2 separate regions of the Homo sapiens genome follow, and region 1 is linked to region 2. Evidence: read pairs that join two places in POLR2A ChIA-PET (ENCODE). Cell type or tissue: endothelial cell of umbilical vein. All regions are shown on one strand.

Region 1 (8,000 bases), 180 kb before region 2:
GTAGTAGTGGTGAGAGTCCAGAACAACAGAGTTTATTCCTTTAATTAACTATGTTCACCAACCTTGATCCTGCCACATGATGAGAAAGGACAAAGAACAGTTCCAGAAACATGAACAGAAATTAACCCGCTAATTACATTTCAGGTTGTAATGATAACAAGTCCTAACACTTTGAAGTCCAAAGTTCCCCAGAGGGGTGTGATAAGTAAGAGAAATGACTAATACAGCCAAAGCTGCCCAGGCCCTTCCTTAACCTCTCTTTCTTCCCTGCAACATCTCCCCTCTGTACTCCTACTCACCCTGAAATGGCCAGGCTACAGTATCAAAACATATCTAAACACTTATTGGACCTTAATGCCTCCTACCCCCCAAAATTCAGTTATTTATAGATGCCTTCTATCTTCTCCCATTGTGGATCAATGGATTCTTCCAGTCCTACTAACTTCTATATCTTCCCCTTTCCTTTTTGCCACTAACACTTGAGTGCTTCGACAGCCACATATTTTACCGGACTCTGACATCCTTTCAGGCCAGAATATTAACTTATCCATTTCCTTTAATCTCCAGCTCCTACTTGAAAAGGCAAACATCAAACTCCTGTTAAAATCACACAGCCTCCAAATCACAAACATTACCCTCAGCTTTCCTCTTAAGCCACCTAAGCCATTACACAGTGTCAGAGGTTTTTTTGAATTGCTTTGATATTCCCTGCGCCCTTGTCTTCCACCCCCAGAATTGCTCACATCATCTGGGCAACACGCTTTCCCCAACTTCAGACAACAGGAAAGCCAGCAGACACACTACCACCCCACCTAAGTCTTCTCTTTAACAAGTCTCTAGCACCTAACAGCAGGATGACTGCAGCAGGGACCTGATCACAGGACAGGAGGGACAGCCTAGGTCCTAGCCACTGAAAAGCGGTTTGGCCTCAGGCAAGTCAGTGAGTCTTTCTGTCTCAGGGGTGAACCTGGATGATCCCCAAAGGACCTTTCAGCTGTAAGAAAACTGGAATGTCTTCTAGGGAATAGGAGGGGCCCAAAAGTATTTCCTCTAAAAAGTAAGTCAACACAGGCTCTGACTGGAAGGAAGCAACATTAACTCTATCCTCATTGTTCTGACTGAGCAGCACATTCCCCTACATCTTCCCAAGACGGATCCCTACCATCCATATCCCTCTGCATTGCAGCAAACCCAGGACAGTCCACTTTCCCTTTAGGGTTTAATCAATCCATCAGCACATTTGTATGGACTATCCGTACACAGTGTTCCTAAAATGCTTTCAAAAAATAACACATCTTAACAACAACAACAACAACAACAAAACCCAGCCTCTGCACACTGCAGAGATACAGGGGCCCAGGGAGAAAGGGAGAAAAGATGCAAGAGAGAAGGCAAGAGAGAACAAATAAGACCAGACAGAAAAAGAGGGGGGAGGAGGCAAAGTGCCTGTGAGCAGGAACAAAGCCTGTCGTAAGTTCCTGACCTGAAGGTAGGAAACCCCTTCTCCAAACCCAGCTTCAACATGACTGAGGGGCCAACCTTGGACAAGCACTTTGCTTCCATGCCTGTTTTCTCATCAGTAAAACAGAACACTTGAACTATGTATCTCTCAGGGAGGCCAGTATCATGGAAAAATTATGGCAGATACTATCAATTGGGTGGTCTAGGGCAATTGGGTGGTCTAGGTACAGTCGCCGTCTGTAAACTGGATAAATGATACCCACCTCATTGGGTTGCTGTGCAGTGAAATTAAGACAAACGTGAGACATGTAGGACGATGTATGAAACAGTGGGTGCTCAAATTCATGCTGGCTAAGCCCCTTCCTGTTCTAACAGGCCGTGACTGACCCCCACTAGACTCCCCAAAGGGCACTGTTTCAGCTGGTTTGGAAACACTGCCTGAGACTAGGCTCAAAACACAATGTTAGTTTAGACAAGAGAACAGCCAACAGGTTAAACAAGTGAGCCTCCCACATTCTTTCCCATCAAATTCTAAAAATTTTTTAAAGCACTTAGCACTACCTCCCCTCCAAATTAAACAGCTATTGTTTGTGACTATCCTAAAATAATATTAGTTTCTGGCAGACTAAGGGAATATACACATACACACACTCATTACCTCATTAAATAGGTGGAATTAGCCCCATTTTACAGATAAATGGAATTCAAGAGGCCTGGAAGTCTTTCCTCCTCCTGCTTCCCTAATAGGGCTCCCTGCTCTTTTGTTTTCCAAATAAAAGGTCAAGCTTAGTTCCCATCTTAGTTTGGGGAGAATTTCTCAGTTCAGCCCAAAGGCATGGAAGGCTCTTCCAAACCCTCAGCATCCCTGCCTGGACCAGGAATAGGACAGTCAATCATATCCCTCCCCGAAGGCCACTCACAGTTATTTAACTTTTGTATGCTGCATTTCCGCAGGTAATAAACTCCTGCAGAGACCACCAATTCTCTGCCCCCAAGTGCTCAACAATACTTCTCGAGTGAATGAGAAAAAAAGATAAACTCACAAGATATAATTTGTATAGAAAAATACAAAATGGCAAAATAACAGCATGTATAAAACAAGAGGGAAAAGATTATATAAATCCTGAAATTTTGGCCAGGTAGCAAAACAGATGCTTGGCAGAGGCGACTGTAATTGGTTCCTAGACCCTAGAGATATATCTCATGTGTCATCACATCTCTCTGCTTGGTTCCCATCAGGGCTGAGTGGAACAGGCTTCAATACCCAGTTGGCAAATAAAGTCCGGGAAGCCGATTTGCTAAAGCTGACTTCTTAGGGCTCTGTGTCTCCAATGACTATACTGCAATTCAGCTAATATTTACTGGCTGTCTTCTATGCAAGGCTTGGGTGATCATAGAGATGAATTGGGGCACAGTTCAATTCTTACTCTCAAGGAATTCACAACTTACGTGAGAGGAATTATGTTTATCTATATAACACTGTCAAATTGTTACTAGGGCCCCAAAGAAGGTTTTTTAAAAAGTGCTATGAGAACACAGAGGACACAGGAACAAAGACTTCTGATGGGAGTAGGGAGAAGTGAAAGAGAAAGCTTTGAGTTGGACCTTGAACCCATGCACAAATTTAGAGCTCCCAGGACAGTGTTTTGCATGCACAGTGCTACTTACAAAGAAAGATAAAGAAATGGAAGAACAACTCACCAAAAGGATGGCAGAGAGAGGAGGGAAAAAAAACTTAATTTTGTCTGCCTACAGTCACTGAATGCTGCTGTCTGGTAACAAAAAATGTCTGTCTGTCTATATACCTTCACTCAAAGAATGTTTAGGAGCTAAATTTTGGTATTCCGAGTACTTACAGCTATGCAGGAAACACCTCCTCCAGGTCAAAAATAGCAAACCCTAGAGAGCTGGCTGATGCAGTTATGTTTACTTTTTACCATCTCTGTGGATCGTTTTCCAAAGGCCTGGGAGTGGGATGGTATAAACAGGTCTGTGTCACTTCCTGGTTCTCAGGCCTTCTGCTACATTCCCAGTCAGTCTGGGAAAGCTGCCTATTTAAAAATAAACTTTAAAAACTCACCAAAAACCCCAACTCTAAACCATCCTTCCCTCTATTTCATTCAATTTTACTGAAATTAAAAGGATAGTGAGAAATAAGACAAAAATGACCAGAGAAAGTGAGTTCTCAGGTCAAAACAAAAAATAGGTGCTCAACTGAGCTCAAGGTCAAGAGACTTGGATTCTACTTGTGTTTCTCCTTTAACTGGAAAACTTGACCTTGAACAAGGAGGCTGCTTCATCTCTCTGCGTGATAGCTACTTCAGCATTCTCTTTACCTCAATGTAGTTATCCAAGCTTTCCGGACCTCTATTTCCTTTCTATAAAATGGTACTTAATAATGCCTATCTCACAGGGATATTTTAAGTATTATATGGGGAAATATATATAAAGTACATAGCATAGTGCCTGTGACTTAGTAAGTCATCAAAAATAGTAGTTACTATTATATTCATCACCATCTATCATTATTATTGTCATCATCATCTGAAAATGCAGGGCTGGACCAGACGATCTCTACTTGAAGAGCTTCTCTGGTTCCAAATCCTGATATCCTGATTCTTTATTTTTTTTTTCCTGAGATGCTCTGTCGCTCAGGCTGGGGTGCAGTGGCGCAATCTCGGCTCACGGCAACCTCTGCCTCTCGGGTTCAAGTGATTCTCACGCCTCAGCCACCCGATTAGCTAGAAGTACAGGTGTGCGCCACCAAGCCCGACTAATTTTTGTATTTTCAGTAGAGACAGGGTTTCACCATGTTGGCCAGGCTGGTCTCAAACTTCTGGTCTCATGTGATCTGCCTGCCTTGGCCTCCCGAAGTGCTGGGATTACAGGCGTGAGCCACTGTACCCAGCCCAAATCCTGATTCTTTAAGTCACTTTCTCCTTTTTTCCTTTTTTTTTTTTCCAGGGGGTTGGACAGCAAGAAAAGGGAGATAAACTTGGCAAAACGGTTAAATACACATCCTCAGCCTTTATGTTAGAAATACTAGCATACAATTAGGACATCCATTAGTGAGTGAAATGGGGCATATTACTTCCCCCAGCAGAAAAGCTTTGCCTATTTCTTGCATTAAATCCGTAGCATTGTGGCAAGTTCACCAACACACTATCTGTACTCCCATGAGCACCATGGACAACCCCACCCCCACTCCACCAGCCAGCACAATTTGACTTCACCCACCTCACCTCTAACTGTATAAACAAACTTCTCAGCAGTTCCTTAGAGAGCCCTAAAAGATAGCAGAGTGACCAATCCACCCCTTTCTAATAATGACTAATCCTTCCAACAAAGTATTTATCTTTCAAAAGAGTCTTCCTGATATAATTTCAGTGTGGCCAAAAATCAAATGACCTTCCCAAAAGTTAGTGTAACCAGGAGCATTCAGCTTCACCAAGGCCAAGGTACTTAATTGTAATTAAATTTGGATGAAATAAACAAACATTTTCATCCATCCATCCATTCATTCATTCAGTGCCTGTGATGTGCCAAATGCTATAGAATATATCAAAAACTAATAGGATGAGGTGAGTGAGAACAATAAAGGATGATGCCTGGGGCTGGGCACTGTGGCTCATGCCTGTAATCCGAGCACTTTGGGAAGCCAAGGCGGGCGGATCACGAGGTCAGGAGTTCGAGACCATCCTGGCTAACATGGTGAAACCCCGTCTCTACTAAAAATACAAAAAATTAGCCGGGCATGGTGGCGGGTGCCTGTAGTCCCAGCTACTAGGGAGGCTGAGGCAGGAGAATGGTGTGAACCTGGGAAGCAGAGCTTGCAGTGAGCCAAGATTGCACCGCTGCACTCCAGCCTGGGCGACAGAGTGATACCCTGTCTCAAAAAAAAAAAAAAAAAAAGATGGAAAAAAAAAAGCCTAAGTTTTTGGCCTAAGTAACTGCATAAATGGTAGAAGCTACCACAGGAGAAAAAGAATACAGGTGAATAAGCAGGTTTGGTCAGGGAACATAATGAATTTCATTCAGATTATTCTTTAATATGTTGAGCTGGGGTACCTGAGGGATAACTGGTAGAAAGGTCTAGCAGGCAAATTAGAAATGAATGTGAAACCCTATAGAGCACTCTGAGCTTGGGATGTAGCCCTGGAGTGATGTAGCCCTGGAGTGATCAACCTGTAAGTGACAGTTGAAACCATGCAAAATAGATGAGCTCACCTAGGAAAGAGGACAGGTTGAGAAGAAAGTTAAGGACAGAATCCTAGGGAGAATGCTAACTTATAATGGGCATACTGAGGAAGGAAAGCCTATGAGAGATACTCCAAAAGGTACATGGAAACCAGGGGCATGTGCAACACAGATGTCAAGAGAGAGACAGAGAGACTCAAGGAAAACATGAGAAGTGGCAGATACAGCAAAGGCCCAGAAAGACGAAGACTGAAAAAGGCCCACTGGATCTGGCCACTAGGAAATCACTGGTGACCTAATCAAGAACAGTTTTATCGGAGTGGTGAAGGCAGATTATATCAAATTTAACATGAATTAAAAGTGGGAGGCCAGGCGCAGTGGCTCACGCTTGTAATCCCAGCACTTTGGGAGGCCAAGGCGGGCGGATCACCTGAGGTCAGGAGCTCCAGACTAACCTGGCCAACACGGTGAAACCCCATCTCTACTAAAAATACAAAAATTATCCAGGCGTGGTGGTGCACACCTGTAGTCCCAGCTACTTGGAAGGCTGAGGCAGGAGAATCGCTTGAAGCAGGGAGGCGGAGGTTACAGTGAGCTGAGATCGCGCCATTGCACTCCAGCCTGGGTGACAGAGCGAGATGCTGTCTCAAAAAAAAAAAAAAGTGAGAAAGTGGACGTAATAAGGGCAAAACTATTTGGGGAAGGGAGTGAAAAAGAAGGGAGAAGAAAGACTGGATGATAACTAGAGGGGGTTTGTGTCTTATAAGGTATACCTTCTCAATTAACCCAATGATTTGAGTTAAGGCTTCCTAAATGGTCCAGATAGCTCAGAGACACCCTCCACCTCTTCCATGGAAAGTCTCTCTGAACTAACACTTCCACACTCTGTGTTTAGCAAAAGCTAGGTAAAAGTTGGGGATACAGCTTAAAGTTTCCTGCTTCCTTAGTGTTCAACAACAACAAAGTCTCTCTACCCCATCATCCCCTCCCCTGAAATTGTTACCTCTTCTATAGGATTCATGAATGGAAAAAAAATAGCCTAGTGGCAGGGCCAAAGAGGTGACCTTCCCTAATACATCTGAGGCCTTAAGGTTCTCCATACATATGGTCCCAGTTTCTGCCATTTCCCTCCTTTCTAGTCAGAAACTAACCTGAGTATTTTCCCCTGAGTTTCAGGTTTAGGATTCCAGGGACATGTCTTCACCTCCATCTAATGAAGCTTAACAGCCCCAATGAGGTGCACACTCAAGCCAAACAAGATCCTGTCTTCTGGCTCCAAATATTCTCCATCTTGTGTAACTTCCAGGAAGCCTCCTAATTTATAACCAAACCATGATTCCTCCTGTCCTCTTCATCATAAATTACCCAAGCTTCCTGTAAGCTGTCAAGGTGGGACTGTGAGGTACAAGCAAAAATGAGAAGTAGGAACTTGCCCACTGTTCCTTCCCTTTGATTAGCCCCATGCCCCTGCCGCCACCTATACCCTTACCTCACCTTCTAATTGTACAAAGTCCCTCTGCCAAGGTCTATATGTTCTAGTTCTAGCTCCAGTCATACTTCCAGTTCCCTGCATGTGGGGCCCTAAATCAGGAATCAAGGAGTTTGCTTAAACTAATTAACATAAAGGAGAGTCCTTCAAACGTCCAAATAGAGATTCCAAAAGTAATCCAAATTAGGCAAAGTTCAGACAAAGGCACCAAATGAATAACTTTATAAAATCCAGGCAAATCAGATGAGGACACGTCCTGAGAAATAATTAATTTTTTTTTTTTTTGAGACGGAGTCTCACTCTGTCGCAAGGCTGGAGTGCAGTGGCATAATCTTGGCTCACTGCAACTTCCTGCTTCAAGCGATTCTCCTGCCTCAGCCTCCCGAGTAGCTGGGACTACAGGCACACGCCCCCAAGCCCAGCTAATTTTTCTATTTCTAGAAGAGACAGGGTTTCACCATGTTGGCCAGGATGGTCTCGATCTCTTGACCTCGTGATCCGCCAGCCTCAGCCTACCAAAGTGCTGGGATTACAGGTGTGAGCCACCGTGCCCAGCCATAATTAATTAATTAATTCAGGCAACATTCTGGAATATGTTAAAAGGGATTATGATAAACACAGAGAAGATGAAGAAGAAACATCATAAATTAATGAGAGAATTTGATATTTCCCTCCAGACAGGGCTTATGAACTCATTCCTAACATGCTTCTTTCTTAAGGAACTCAGTGACTATTCAACACATACATTGGGCACCTACATGTACGAGATTCCTTGAGAGGTAAAGGAAGCATACGCCCTTAAGAGTTTACGGTCTACTGTATATTGTGTATATATATAAGACACAAACACAAA
Region 2 (8,000 bases):
CCATAGCCATTTATTGCTATGATCTCACACACTCTCCCAGAACATCTAAGGGAAAGCCAAGATGCTGGCCCCTCATCTAGAACAGAATTAGCAGTTCACTGGACTAGGAGCCAAAGGCTGGTCACCAGCGTTAGCTCCATCTTTACTCAATGAGAAGACTTTGGTCAAGTTACTTTAAAACACTCTTGTCTTCATATATCAAAAGGGAGCTAACCAGGAACAGTGGCTCATACCTATAATCCCAGAGCGTTGGGAGGCTGAGGTGGGAGGATCAACTGAGCCCAGGAACTCGAGGTCACATTGAGCTGTGATTACACCACCACACTCCAGCCTGGATGACAGAACGAGATCTCCAATCTCTTTTTAAAAAAAGAAGGGGGTGACCAGGACATCTAACTCTCTGCATCATACTTTCTTGGAATTTTTTTTCCAGGTTCAATAGCATGTTCTTTTCTGGCTTTGTTACTAAACTGAATTTGCATCCGCACACCCGGTGGAGCAAAGCCAAACACGGCCATGGGGATTGCAGTCAGAGAAAGTGAGGCATTTATTGCAGGGTGCCAAGGAAGGAGAATCTGGCAGTTTATACTTCAGACCAGAACTCCCAAACAGCTTACAGGCAAGACTTTCTAAAGGCAGAGGTTACAAGCAAAGTCATAAGCCATAAATTAATACAATGGAGGCTATACGTTGGTTTGACCTAAAAAGGTGGACATCTCAAGGCGGGTGGGGCACAGGTCACAGGTGAATTCACAAAGATTTTCTGATTTGCATTTGGTAAAGGAGGCAAAACTTTGTCTAAAAATTCGGAGTTAGCAGAAAAGAATGTTAGCTCTGGCCCATGGTCGCGAACCGGTGGTCAGAGTTCAGCCCTCATTTCCCCCTATCTGAGGTCTATGTGCCAGCAGATCATTTGGTGGGGGTCTGGGTTTCTGGAAAGCAACTCAGGAAAATATGGTAAGATATTATCTTTAGTTTCTAAAGGGAACCAAACTTTCTGAGACTCTAACTTCCTTGGTTATTGTTTTAGGCTGCTTTTGCCTTCTTGCTTATGAAATTGCTCGCCCACTTCTCAGGGCTAGCTAGGTGCCTGGAATTTCCCTTGAAGGAACTCAGATTTTCCTTTATTTCCTTGATGAGTGGGTGGGGAGGGTGCCTGGCAGGCTCCTAAGAGGAGTCCCCGCTCCTCTCAGTTTGTCAAGTACTGAGCAGGGCGAAGGCAGGGACAGATGAAAATACAATATAGGTTCTACTGCCATTCCCACCCTCTGCCCCTAGCCCAGCAAACACCCAATTCAGATGGGGGCTGGAGGGCTGGAAGGAAACAAGAGTTCAGGAGTGGAAGCTTTGGTGAGACAGTAGTTGAAGTATCTGAAGATGGTTATCAAATTCTGCCCTCAAGAGCATTCCAGACATAAGCAAGCAATCCAGGTCCTTCTAGCTTCCTCGAAGACCCCAATCTCCCCCTCGATCCCCTTCTCCACTGGGCTCCCTCCTCTGATGGCTCCTGAATTTGTCGGGATTCCTCAATTCTTGTGCAACCAGAGTGGGACACAAACTTTTACTCACATTCCTGTCCAAAAATTACAAAATTGGGCAGTGGCTAACATGGTAACAAAAATCAGTGGCTGAGCCAGTAATAGGATCCGGGTTTTCTGATTCCTAAATTAGTCATACAGCACCTTGCTGTGGCTGGTCAGCACTGAGTTAGTAACCTGAACCCAGTTAATTTCCCACCTGTACACTCAGTTCCATGCCCTTTCTGATACTGCTAACTCCCAAGCAGCCCTCACCAAGTGAGGCAGAGGTGGAGCTACACACACGCAGGGTCAGCAGCTGGTCCTGCCAGGGATCAGGGCTGCAGCTGGGGCGGGGAGAGGGAGGGTTGGTGGGAGGGTGGGGTAGGGACACATTCTGAGAAACATGTCCTTAGGCAATTTTGTCCTTGTTTGGACACTGTAGAGCAGTGGTCCCCAACTTTTTTGGCACCAGGAACCAGTTTCATGCAAGACAATTTTTTCATGCGCTGGAGTTTGGGGGGAGATGGTTTCAGGATGATTTAAGTGCAATACATTTATGGTGCACTTTATTTCTATTATTACATTGTAATATATAATGAAATAATTATACAACTCACCATAATGTAGAATCAGTGGGAGCCCTGAACTTGTTTTCCTGCAACTAAACGGTCCCATCTGGGGATGATGGGAGACGGTGATGGATCATCAGGCATTAGATTCTCATAAGGAGCATGCAACCTAGATCCCTGTGTGTGCAGTTCACAGTAGGGTTCATGCTCCTATGAGAATCGAATGCTGCCGCTGATCTGACTGGAGGCAGAACTCAGGTGGTAATGCTTCTTCACCTGCCGCTCACCTCCTGCTGTGTGGCCCGGTTCCTAATAGGCCAAGGACCAGTACTGGTCTGTGGCCCGGGGTTGGGGACCCCTGCCATAGAGTGCACTTACACAAACCTAGATGGCATAGCCTACCACACACCTAGGCTGTATGGTACAGCCTATTGCTCCTAGGCTACAAACCTGTGCAGCACATTACTGTACTGAACACTGTAGCCAGTTGCAATGCAATGGTAAGTATTTGTGTGTCTAACCACAGAAAAAGGTGGAGTAAAAATACAGTATTATAATCTTAGAGGACCATGGTTATAAATGTGGTCCATCATTGACCGAAACATTGCTCTGTGTTGCATGGCTGCTTTATAAAGCACATGACACGGTGATTAACGTTACCGAAAAAGAAATAGAGCAGCATACAGAACATGGGGGTGGGGACAGGTTACAGTTTTAACTCACGCGGTCCCGGTAAGCCTAATGGAAGGAGACATTGCATCCAGAGTTGAAGGAGGGGGAAGAGCATTCCAGACACAAGGACAAAGACTCAAGGTTGCTTACTTCTTACATTATAAACAGTATACGGGAGGATGCAGCTCTAGCTTAGAAGAATTAAAAACAGACATACATACATGTGTAGGCAGGTGAGTGTTTGATTCCCTGGGTTGCTGCTTGAAGGGCTGTGGTGTTGGGTGTGCCGCCTGTGTGTGATTCTCTCTCTGGTTGTGGGTGAGTGACCGAGTGGGCATGTGACCATCGCTGTGTGTGGTGATTGTTGTGACGGTGTGTGGTGTTTGGTTCTGACTCAGCACGGGTCGTTGAGTGTGTGGCTGGGACCATTGAGAAGTAGATACACACTTGTGTGTGACTGTGTAAAAACGTGTGAAACATTTTCTCACCATTTCCGTGAAGCAGCCGTTTCACCAGAAGGTTTGGAAGGAACCTTAAGCTCTGGAAGCCTAAGAGTTTATCTGGTAATTAATTTTAAACATTATATCTATGGTAAAAATAAATGTGGATTATGAAGGAGAAGACAAAGTCAGCAAAAGTGAGATGTCAAGGAGCTTCCTGTGTATAGGTTGACATCTCTCGGCCAAATACTAGACTACCATGGGTGGTGGTTCATTCTCTTCTGCTGTTAGGCACCTTTGGCATGGGAAAGTGTGGGGAGCCCTGGACTTGAGACATCCTGAGGCAGCATGATTCTGAATGACTGGGACTCCGAGGTCCTGGATGCTGGCCAGCCCCTGCGATGCCCAGTCCTGAATGAGAAAACCATCCCTATTCAAGGTAGTACAGTTTGTCCTTGAACCAGGTCTAGACTCCAGAGCTACTCTCTCTTGGTTTGATCCAGTTTCTCTCAGACCTTGTGACCTCTACAGTGTAGTTAAGAGTGTGGACTCAGGAGCCAGAATGCCTGAGCTCCAGCTTCAGAGATGTGCCTTGGTTTCCACATTTGAAAGTGGGGATGAGCCAGGCGTGGTGGCTCATGTCTGTAATCCCAGCTCTTTGGGAGGTCAAGACGGGAGGATCCCTTGAGCCCAGGAGTTTGAGATCAGCCTAGGCGACATAGGGAGACCCCATCTCTACAAAAATAAAAATTTAAAAATCAGTCGGGAGTGGTGGTGTGTGCCTGTGGTCCCAGCTACTCAGGAGGCTGAGATGGGAAGATTGCTTGAGCCCGGAGTAGAGGGTGCAGTGAGCCATGATCGTACCACTGCACTCCCAGCCTGGGGAACAGAGCAAGACCCTGTCTCAAAAAAAAAAAAAAAAAAAAAAAAAAAAAAAAAAGGCCAGGCACGGTGGCTCACGCCTGTAATCCCAGGCCTTTGGGAGGCCGAGGCAGGCAGATCACAAGGTCAGGAGATCGAGACCATCCTGGCTAAAACGGTGAAACCCCGCCTCTACTAAAAATACAAAAAATTAGCCGGGCATGGTGGTGGGCACCTGTAGTCCCAGCTACTCTGGAGGCTGAGGCAGGAGAATGGCGTGAACCTGGGAGGCGGAGCTTGCAGTGAGCCGAGATCGCGGAGCTTGCAGTGAGCCAAGATCATGCCACTGCACTCCAGCCTGGGCGACAGAGCGAGACTCTGTCTCAAAGAAAAAAAAAAGAAAGACAAGAAAGAAGAAAGAGAATTGTAGCACATAGCTCACTGAGTTACTGGGGAGGACTAAATGTAAAATAATGCCACTACTGCTGCTTCTGATAAGGATGATCATGGGCAAGAAGTTAATGCTTTCTTTCTTCCAAGGTGCTTTTTCCAGGAAATACACCACATTGCCTCTTTCTTTATACATTCTTCAGGAGAGGGCAGAGGCAGCATTTCCCTTGTAGACACAGTGATGTGGTGGAATTGCACACACTTTAGAGTCAGACAGACGTGGATTCAAATACCAACTCAGCCATTTACTAGTTTTTTTTTTTTTTTTGATCTCTGTCACCCAGGCTGGAGTGCAGTGGCACAATCTCAGCTCACCACAACCTCTGCCTCCCGGGTTCAAGCAATTCTCATGCCTCAGTATCCCGAGTAGCTGGGACTGCAAGTGTGCACCACTACGCCTGGCTAATTTTTGTAGTTTTAGTAGAGATGGGGTTTCACCATGTTGCCCAGGTTGGTCTTGAACTCCTGACCTCAAGTGATCTGCCCACCTTGGCCCCCCAAAGTGCTGAGATTACAGGCATGAGCCACTGTGCCCGGCCATTTACTAGTTTCTTAAAGCCTGTCTTAGTTTTCTTTGTTCATAAAAAAAAGAATGTTAGTGCTGGGCTTGCAGCCTGGTGCTGAGGATCAAATGAAAAACTGTAATTAAAGCAAACCTCAGACCTTAGTTACTGATTACTGATATTAAGAGACAACTTGGCAGGGCACGGTGGCTCACGCCTGTAATCCCAGCACTTTGGGAGGCCTAGGTGGGTGGATCACCTGAGGTCAGGAGTTCGAGATCAGCCTGGCCAACAAGATGAAACCCCGTCTCTACTAAAAATACAAAAATTAGCCAGGCATGGAGGTGGGTGCCTGTAATCCCAGCTACTAGTGGAGGCTGAGGCAGAAGGATGCCTGAACCTGGGAGGCGGAGGTTGCAGTGAGCCGAGATCATGCCACTGCGCTCCAGCCTGTGCAACAGAGTGAGACTCCGTCTCAAAAAAAAAACTAAAAAGAGACAACTTAAGTCTGGGAGTAGTGGTTCACACCAGTCGTCTCCGTGCTTTGGGAGGGTGAGGCGGGAGAATTGCTTGAGGCCAATAATTCTATGTTGCCTAGGCAACAGAGTGAGACCCCCATCTACACAAAAAAATTAAAAAATTATCCAGGCATGCTGGCGTGCACCTGTGGTCCCAGCTACTCAGAAGTCTCAGGCAGGAGGATCACTGGAGCCCAAGAGTTCTAGGCTGCAGTGAGCTATGATCTTGCCACTTCACTCCAGCCTGGGCGATAGAGCGAGAGAGACCCTGTCTCTTAAAAAAAAAAAAGAGAAACAACTTAAGAAAGAATGGTTGAATTTTAAGCTTGTGAGCCTATAGTTCAAGGAGACAGTTGTAAATGTATCCAACCTGACCTTATTCATAGTCAGGACAGTGTTGTGAGTTCAAGAACAGAGAGTAGCTGCCAAAAATAATGATCTTTTCTGTGTTCTCTGATCCTGGGAAGGGGTGAGTGGCTCTAGTTTCCCTCTAACATCCTCCTCTCTCTCTCTCTCTCTGTGTACATGTGTGAGTGTTTGCTTATGCAAGAAAGGAAGGAAGAGGACCGAGCTGGTGCAAAGCCAGCTTCTCTCAGGGTATCTTTCTTCCATACCATCTCTACTTCCTCAGAATCCTTGATCTGCCAAAGAGAAATCCGGAAAATGATGAAATGGCCATTTCACTTCTATGTGTTTTGAATGCAAATATGCACATTTTGAATGTAAAATAAAATTTCTCTTCCTAAGTTGAAAAATTCCATTTAACAAATGACTTTTTTAAAAACCCCTAATTCTATAGAAATAAATGGTGATTGTCGGGTGGGGCACAATGGCTCATGCCTGTAATCCCAGCACTTTGGGAAGCCATGGCAGGAGGATGGCTTGAGATCAGGAGTTTGAGACCAACCTGGTCAACATAGTGAGACTCCATCTCTACAAAAAATTAAAAACTTAGCCAGGCATGGTGGCATGCACCTGTAGTCCTGGCTGCTCAGGAGGATGAGGTGGGAGGATCGCTGGAGCTCAGGAGTTTGAGGCTGCAGTGAGCTATGGGCTTATGATTGCACCACTGCCCCTCCAGCATGGGTGACAAAGCAAGACCCAGAAAGAAAAGAAAGAAAGAAAGAAGGAAGGAAAGAAAGAAAGAAAGAAAGGAAGGAAGGAAATATATGGTGATTGTCGACAAATGTGAAAGCACTTATAATAAAAAGAATAAATCAAACATTACTCACAATTCCACAATCCAGAGATAATTACAGTTGAAATTTGAGGGTATAATTTTCTGAACTAGTTGTATTCATTTATCTCTGCCCTTCTTTTTCACTATCCTTATATTACAATTTTCGAAAGGAGTATCTGCCACATGCAGTCTGGTAAACTGCTTTTCATACCTGAAATTAATCATGAACATATTTGTAATTACATTTTTGATCTCATAGTATTCCATTGTATTGCTTTTCCATAATTTAACTAATCTGTTATTGTTTAACTCACGGCTCTGAACACTGGATAAAAACATGGTCCTATCCATGAACTATCTCCCTTGTCTTAACTAACTCCACAAGTCCTCCCAAAACATGTGAATGCCTGACCTCTTCATGAATAACTGTGTTTATTTCTTGGCCTACTGACATTCAAGAATGTGGCCTTTATTTCTCGAAGGAGTGGGGTTGATCGAAACCAGCACAGAAGGCTGTGTATCAAGATGAGGTATTGGAGAACTACAGGAATTTGGCTCACTGGATAGACATCGTTCCACCATGGTTGAAGATGTAACTCCTGTTCAGAAATGATTTATTAGTGGTGAAATTCCAAGGAGCTTCTGAGGTGCCTCCTGTTCACAAATAGTTGAGATTTGAGGGTTGATAATAAGCAGCTCTACTGACCCTCACCTGAAACTCCATCTCCCCCAAATCCCCACCTTTTTTTTTGAGACAGAGTCTGGCTCTATCACCCAGGCTGGAGTGCAGTGGCACAATCTCAGCTCAGTGCAAACTCTGCCTCCTGGGCTGAAGCCATCTTCCCAACTCAGCCTCCTGAGTAGCTGGGACTACAGGCACGTGCCACCATGCCTGGCTTTATTTATTTATTCATAGAGACAGGGTCTCGCTATTTGCCCAGGCAGGTCTCCACCTCCTAGCCTCAAGTGGTCTTCTTGCCTCAGCCTCCCAAAATGCTGGGATTACAGGCATGAGCCACCACACGGGGCCTTATCTTCCCCTTTCACCAGATTGACTATCCCACCTACATTTCTGGCTATTCAGTGATTGCTCTTAATGACTAAGGGACAGGGTCTGAACCCTTAAACCAAGTCTCTTATTTCCTCCTGGAGGAGTTTGTATTTCTCTCATTTATGAGTAATATGTTGGTATATAAGAAACAGCCCTGGATGATAGGAAGTGAAGTGATATTTTGGTGCTGGGGGATAGAATCATGTTAGGAGGAGGCTTTGCATGGGACATTCTGC

The links. ChIA-PET counts read pairs that join two places held together with the same protein. Peaks named below come from ENCODE experiments on the same cell type or tissue, not always from the same donor. Only the 100,000 strongest peaks of a DNase experiment are listed, where the experiment ranks them.
Region 1: POLR2A ChIA-PET joins it to region 2 with 15 read pairs; 2 of 35 experiments call an interaction of 5 or more read pairs at or near these places.

What each region holds. Positions count from the first base shown.
Region 1 is chr14:69,644,074-69,652,073 of GRCh38, reverse strand. All of the region lies in intron 1 of SUSD6 (sushi domain containing 6), which reads right to left. Among named protein-coding and RNA genes, the nearest start is that of SUSD6, 36 kb to the right of the region's middle. In endothelial cell of umbilical vein, no CTCF peak of the experiment used is centred here; DNase peaks (open chromatin) are centred at 443, 913 and 3,413; H3K27ac peaks cover 1,331 bases.
Region 2 is chr14:69,467,232-69,475,231 of GRCh38, reverse strand. It overlaps a transcript of PLEKHD1 not described here. Among named protein-coding and RNA genes, the nearest start is that of PLEKHD1, 13 kb to the left of the region's middle. In endothelial cell of umbilical vein, no CTCF peak of the experiment used is centred here; no DNase peak of the experiment used is centred here.